Linked DNA regions of Mus musculus: region 1 is linked to region 2. The links are chromatin contacts, found by Hi-C in ENCODE. All regions are on one chromosome and are shown on one strand. The core of a region is the stretch at or near the end of the contact, and the rest is flanking DNA. Distances in the headings are between cores, read along the strand shown.

Region 1 (3,559 bases), core at 676-3,175, 3.9 Mb before region 2:
CCTCGTCCTCCACTAGCCCCTAAGTCAAGATAGCTATACACATTCTCAACACCCAGCATGGGATGCAGAGAAGAGAAAATCGATTTTAATAAAAGCATGAAAATGTTGAAGGGGGAGTGGAGAGCCTCATTTTGAAACCTCTTAAGCATTTCATTGGATCCTTGTCCTAGCCAGAAGTTAGTCCCTTGGCTGTTATAGTTGCCAGCTACTAACAACGAATTTAAATCTTTCCCTCAAAACTTACACAATTGTGAAGAACTATGAAGAGTTGTAGCCCCTTCAAGAGAGGCCCATCCCTTACCCCAAGGGACCCTGCAGCATCTTCATAGGGCAGGAAAACAGGCAACTGCAAGCCACGAAGTCTACAAGTTTCTAACCTTCCTCCCGAGGCGAGGCGGACGACTTTGACTGGGTAACGATTTCTCCCCCGCAGTGCGGATCAGCTCTGGGAAGCAGCTGCAGGAGGCCTTCCCTATTTTAATGACACCAATGAAGTGGCCTCCTCAGCTTCTGAAATTAACATCACAACTATTTAAATGTGTTCAGAGGTTCAAGCTTGTGTATTGGACCAAGCCTCGGGTCACATTTGTGGAGCAGTCAGTAAGATTTGTCACTTGAACAAACTTGTCATTAAAAAGATGTTTAGTAAATAGGCAACATATGTTTTGACATAACCACAATGTTTATATTTTGTATTTACTTCCTTCTAGTGAGTAAAATAACTTGGTTCTTATTTTTAAGGGCATTAAATCTCAGTTCTGGATCTCACTATTGTGTAACTCCCAGCTAGTCTCTTTCAAACTTATCTACTCCTTCTCAACTCACAAGAAACAGAATATTTAAAGAACAAATTAAAAGCATTTTTATGTTTTCTTCTTGATGTAAAACAAATTGAACAAATCCAATTAAATTCAGAGTTGATTGCCCAAGGAGACGAATACCCAGCTCCAAAAATTCTCTACCCAAATGCTTTCCAATTCCTCGCCCCACTTGGTGCTTAACTAATATTTTTCAACCTAGCTTTTTAAGTCGTCTACAGAAATCCAATCCAATCAAACGTAAAATGATAGGAGTACTTAGTAGAGTGATTTTAATTATCAGATTACTTCAGTAAAGAGCATTAGCAGAGAAACAGCTGAGAAACTTTAAGAGTGGAAGGAAAAAAAAAGATGAATTTTGTTCTTCGACTCTGGGCTCCTTCCTAGAGAACAGAAACTATACGTCACATCTGGAGATGCTTTCTGTTGAGTTTTCGCCGAAATTTTGAGCTGGGGTTCATACTGGTGTTCCAGAAAAGCGCTAGAGTCGATGGTTATCGGAACTGAAATCAGAAACAAAGTTTCGGGATGATGGTTCTCCTCGATGCTGAAGGATGCTACTGAGAACCAGGTTTAGGAGGGAAGGGGTTAAATCAGACCCTGTCTTTTGCTACTCAACTGGTGGACTAGAGTCTCTTAAAGTCAACGGCCTCCAGTTGGAACCAGCCAATCCACTGCCGGGAGAGCCCAGGACAGCTAGTGAAGGGGCGTGGCCCGATGCTGTCACTCAGCGGTGAGGAATGACACTCTGATGGGAGGGGGGGGGGGGTACAGTGGAACGCAGAAGCAAAGAGAAGAAACAGATAAAACCCCGGCAGAGGGTAAAAGGTGTCCCCGCTCTTCTCCGATTTTAGGGGCCTCAGCTGTCACTGCGGGCGCCAGAGGAGTAGGCTCCGGAAAAGCCAGCCCAGAGGGGAAGAGGGAGGACCCGCCAGGAGCGAAGCCCTACAGGCCGGGAAGACAGAGGCGCACAGAAAAAGTGACTTTGGGCGGTGCGCCTCGGCGGCGCTCCGGAGGCGACTGCAGACGCGGAGAGGACCCTTGACAATTCTCGCCGGCCTCTCCCCAGAGGACAGACCCGGGCCGGTCCCCAGAGGGCCACGGGCGAAGAGATAATCGGCCGGGCTGTAGGAGAAGAGCATCTGGCGCTGGATTCCAGGGGAGGGGGTCCTGGCGAGGTGGGCCTGTGAGGTGGGGTGAGGGTCGGCGCGGATCCTGGAACTGAGGGGGGCGGGGGCTGCTGTGCTGCGCAGGAGTGGGTTGCGGGGGCCTGGCGCGCCCCTCTCACTCGCGCTGAGGTCGCCCAGAGCTCCGTGTCAGGCTCGAAGCTGTCCCCGCGCCCCAGTTGCCCTCCTGGCTGCCGGCTCCGATCTGCGGCGCAGATGGCTGTGCGCGGCAGCGGCACCTTGACGCCCTTCTCCATCCAGGCGATCCTCAACAAGAAAGAGGAGCGCGGCGGGTTGGCTACGCCGGAGGGGCGCCCGGCACCAGGGGGCACAGAGGTGGCGGTGACCGCGGCGCCCGCCGTCTGCTGCTGGCGGATCTTCGGGGAGACCGAGGCCGGTGCGCTGGGGGGCGCCGAGGACTCTCTTCTGGCATCTCCCGCCCGAACCAGAACAGCCGTGGGGCAGAGCGCAGAGAGTCCGGGAGGTTGGGACTCAGACTCAGCCCTGAGCGAAGAGAACGAGGGCAGGAGGCGCTGCGCCGATGTCCCGGGAGCCAGTGGAACCGGCCGCGCCAGGGTGACCCTGGGCCTGGACCAGCCAGGCTGCGAGCTGCACGCCGCCAAGGACCTGGAGGAGGAAGCCCCGGTCCGCAGCGACAGCGAGATGTCAGCCAGCGTTTCAGGTCTGCTGCTGCGGGGGGTTCTCCAGGAAGGGGGCTGGGCTGAAGGGGGTGGGTTAAGAGGTCAAGCACTCTGAGGCGGGGTGGGCCTACTGTGGGAACACGACGCCCTGCCGGGCTTAGTGCTAGCGAAGTCTCCAAGTTCTTCGCGTTGGCGCGCGCTGCCCCAAACCTGAAGCAAGTGAGCTTCTTAGAGCCGGGTGTCCTGGTACTATGTGGCCTGCGCTCTGCACCAAGAACTTTGAGTTCATCTGCAGTGCCTCAGCTGTGCCCATTTAAAATCTCTAGATTTAGGAAAGGGGGACCAAAAATCTATGAGGTAGATCCCTGACACAGCCATGCCAACGACTGCAGATCCTGTCACAGCGTAGGAGTGGGGAGCCTTGGGAAAGGGCGCGTTTAACTTCCCTTACCCCAGGACTGGCAAAACAGCCTTTGGCTGAGTACCTAGGGAGCTAGAAACAAAAGTAGCAGTTACCTGAAGGCGGGAGATGGTGGGGAAGTGTGGTTGAGGTGGTCTGGGAGGCGCTGGATCGTCAAGACTCTGTATCCACTCACGGGTATATTTCTTAGTCTGAAAGGCCGGCTGCTGGCTTCTATTGGGTACAGTCTGCTGTAGGCCTCGCATAGGCTTCGAGCCGGCCAGAGCGCTGACTTCTTTTGCAGGCGGTGCTGCAGGAAGCACAGAAAAGGCTGGGAAACGGGGTTCAGATCAGGGTCTTCACTGTCTGCACCCGGCTTCCCTTTATTTTCATGCAAAGAACAGGGAGGCAAGTGTACTGGGGCCTCGCGTTGTTCCCTGTTGCCGTATCCTGACAGTTCTGGGTTCTTAGGACGGAAGACTCTCTATACCTCTGACCTCAAGATCTGCACCCTTCCCCACCACCACCTTCCTC
Region 2 (3,539 bases), core at 843-3,342:
GAGTCCCTGAAGTTGTCTACACAGTTGCGTGTCACGTATTTTAGCCGTTATGCACTTTTTTTCCCGGGAAAAAGATCGTAGCTACTTGGATTCTCCGATCGCTCCCAAAAGGAAATTATTTTAAGTTGGGGATCGAGGTGGAATAACTGAAAACCCTCACTTTTTGAAAAACACTCCTCGTACTAAAAACACTAGACTAAAGCAAGCCATTTGGGAGATTTATTTCCATTTCTGTTTTAATCCGAGCGCAGAGTGTAAATCGGCTGACGCTATAGAACGAGATGATCTAGCAACTGCCTAATTAGTTCTTAAACTACAGTTCTCCGTACCTTCTAGGCTTCGAGCTAAGGATTTGGCCTACACTGTCGCTTAACTTTCGTTTGCAGGGCTTTAAAACGGGACGGTATGGCTTCTACTTCCCATACACATGGAACAAACCTCAGGGGACCCAGTACAGCGGGCGTCCAGCTGGGCCTAAATGAGCTTGAGTCCCAAGCCCTACGCAGTGCCTCCTCACAGCCTCAGAAACGTAAGAAATCCAGACATTTCACAGAAGCGAGTATTCCCGAACCCGCCCCAGGCCTTCCTATTTCTCCAGGCCCTGTGGGCAGATGTGAGGCTCCGATCTCTCTGGCGTCCGCAGCCCAACCCCTCCCTCCAGACCCCGGACGCCGTCTGGGTAATAAAGTAATTCATTTTCCTTAATCTGGTCGCCCCTAATCTACAGCTTTTTATTGCGCCCAGTTAAAAGGCCAGGGAATTCGCTATCCCTCCGTGCTCGGATAATTACCCCTAAATGGCCACGGCAGCCCCTTGTGTTTCCTGGAGATTAGAGCCCGGCAGTCATCAATGCACAGTCCCGGTGAGCCGCCAATCACCTCCTCCACCTCCCCCGGAGCCGCGAGCCTGGGCCCTGGGATAAGAGGCCATATAAAGAAAAGCCCCCCCCCCCCCAACTCCCCAACAGCCTGTTCGAACCCAGTTTACAAGGTCTTCTGTGGTCCCCACTCCAACTTTCCTTCTTTTTGTATCAGTCAAACAAAACAAAACAAAACAAAACAAAACACGTTTCCTTCGAAATCGGGCAAACAAAACTTCTTAAGCCTTGCACCAAAGATATACCTCCAGGAACTGCTTATTTTTCCTACTGGCCCATCAAATGGGCCTCCACTCTGCACCAGCAGACAGACCCACAGTTAGTGAAGTGTGATTGTTTTTGAGGATTCATTGTCTGAGGTCATGTTGAGGCCAGATTGTTGGTGGGTTCTGTTGGTCTTATTTCGGTCTTCACCCAAGGCATCCAGTGGCTTCTTTGGCTAGTAGCAGTTCTCTGGTAGAGGTGTAACTTTCTGGAGAAAAAGTACGTATAGGGAGGGGGTACGTGTTTGCATGAGAACCAAACTCATTTCCCAGATCATGTTACTTGTTCCCGTACCCACAGAACCAACAGGACCTGTACTTTCTTTGATTAACTTTGTCCAGCCCTGGAGACAAAGGCCCATTTTTACTCCGAGGTAAATTTTTGAAGATTGGAAGACATAAGACACTTAGGGCGGCTTTTTTAAAAAAAGAAATTAGTATTATCCCTTGCTACTCTGACAAATAACTATGAACATTCAAAGCAAACACCAAAAGAAAAAAAAAATTGTAAGTGAATTGTGGTCGAGAAAGGGGGCCAGAAGAGGGAAAGGGGACAGAAAGAAATAGCACAGACCATAAGAGAAACTGTGGAAAGAAAGTAGTCTATGGAGAGGAACAGAAGAAGTGGGTAAAGGATGGTGGAGGACGACTGGCAGAAGAGAAGGACTAGTAAAGAAAAGTCCCTCTGGAACTTGGTAGAATCCACATCCAGGAGTGTGGGGGTCCAGCCGGACCGATGCCCACCTGACTTAGCTAGGCGGAAAAGCTCCCCAGGTACCTCCGGCTCTGTCCCGCCTGTGCGGGTCAGGCCCTTCCCCGAGCGCCCCCAGGCCGAGCGCGCCTCGGGGCACGAGCACAGCCCAATGGTTCTCTCCGGACCCGCCCCCTCGCGCTCTGATTGGCCGCTGCCACGCTGGCCTTGCCTTATTAACAAGTTCTCAGGGGAGCGGCGGCGGACCCGGAGCCGGCGAGTGCGCCTGGGAACTCGGCCTGAGCGGCGCAGGGATCCAGGCCCCGCTCGCTCGAGTTGGCCTTCTGGGGAAGCCGCAGGAGGCTCGCGCGCGAGAGCCGGCCGGGCCAGGAACCCAGGAGCTCGCAGAAGCCGGTCAGGAGCTCGCAGAAGCCGGTCGCGCTCCCAGCCTGCCCGAAACCCATGATCCAGGGCTGTCTCGAGCTGCGGCTGGAGGGGGGGTCCGGCTCTGCATGGCCCCGGCTGCTGCTATGACTTCTTTGCCACTCGGTGTCAAAGTGGAGGACTCCGCCTTCGCCAAGCCTGCTGGGGGAGGCGTTGGCCAAGCCCCCGGGGCTGCTGCGGCCACCGCAACCGCCATGGGCACAGATGAGGAGGGGGCCAAGCCCAAAGTGCCCGCTTCACTCCTGCCCTTCAGCGTGGAGGCCCTCATGGCCGATCACAGGAAGCCCGGGGCCAAGGAGAGCGTCCTGGTGGCCTCCGAAGGGGCTCAGGCAGCGGGTGGCTCGGTGCAGCACTTGGGCACCCGGCCCGGGTCTCTGGGCGCCCCGGATGCGCCCTCCTCGCCGCGGCCTCTCGGCCATTTCTCAGTCGGAGGACTCCTCAAGCTGCCAGAAGATGCTCTGGTGAAGGCCGAAAGCCCCGAGAAACTAGATCGGACCCCGTGGATGCAGAGTCCCCGCTTCTCCCCGCCCCCAGCCAGTAAGTAGCCAGCCCTGGATGGAGAGCGAAGGGGCCAAGAGGGGGTGTGGGGCCCGAGGGCGCCAGGCCGCGCGCCGGCGCCGGCTTGTCTCGGGCGTCGGCGTACCTGCAACTGGGTACCTGGAGGCCGTGCAGAGGTTGCGTTGGCGGGAAGACCGCCTTTGAGCCTCTTCCCACTCCCACCCAGGAAGAGAGTTAGAGGCCTAAAGCAGGCAAAGCTTAGTCCGCGCTCCTTGCCTTGGCTCAGTGCCTCCGAGCCTGTCACTTCACTTGTAGCGCGCGGGTGTCTGTGGACCTTCTTATTCTTCCGGTAGTCAGGACACCAGGGGTGCCCTGCTTCTCCACCTGACCCTAAACTCAGTTATTTTGCACCTCAACTTGGATGGGCGCAGCGGCCAGTACATCCTAGCTCTGCGGAGTTTCACTTTCTACTGGTAGACAGCCGTAACCTCGCGCTCCCCATTTAAAGAACCTCTCAAAGGGTTCCGGAGTTCTGCAAAACTCCTGCCCCACCGCGCATCTAATTTTAAGCAGAAACTTGGTGTTTTGGGCGGGTGGATGATTTAGCAAGAGGGGACGATCGCGGACTAGGGGGGATGGTGGTGGTGGTGGAGACAACAAGACAACCAAAAGAGCTCCCTATTAACCACTTTGCTATAGTGTCCGAATGTGTTGGACCAGGCTTTTGAAGCGGACCCAGCAGCCAGCGACGTGTTCCAGGATAGTC

What was found. A loop is a pair of places that touch in the nucleus more often than their neighbours do.
Region 1: a map of left cerebral cortex shows a loop between it and region 2 (16-fold over the local background). The contact joins the promoter of Nkx3-2 here to the promoter of Msx1 in region 2. A Hi-C loop is called at or near these places in 6 of 37 maps with a recorded cell type or tissue (ES-E14 and left cerebral cortex).

The regions. Positions count from the first base shown.
Region 1 is chr5:41,762,586-41,766,144 of GRCm38, reverse strand. Nkx3-2 (NK3 homeobox 2) reads left to right here and starts at 1,925. Exons shown (of 2, transcript NM_007524.3): 1 at 1,925-2,666. The coding sequence starts at 2,201. Gm46910 (a long non-coding RNA gene) reads right to left here and starts at 3,510. Exons shown (of 2, transcript XR_001784850.2): 1 at 3,142-3,510; 2 at 1,060-1,321.
Region 2 is chr5:37,823,138-37,826,676 of GRCm38, reverse strand. Msx1 (msh homeobox 1) reads left to right here and starts at 2,092. Exons shown (of 2, transcript NM_010835.2): 1 at 2,092-2,812. The coding sequence starts at 2,344. It overlaps Gm33993 (a long non-coding RNA gene), which reads right to left and starts at 922. Exons shown (of 6, transcript XR_868362.1): 1 at 791-922. RefSeq lists an enhancer at 1-1,008.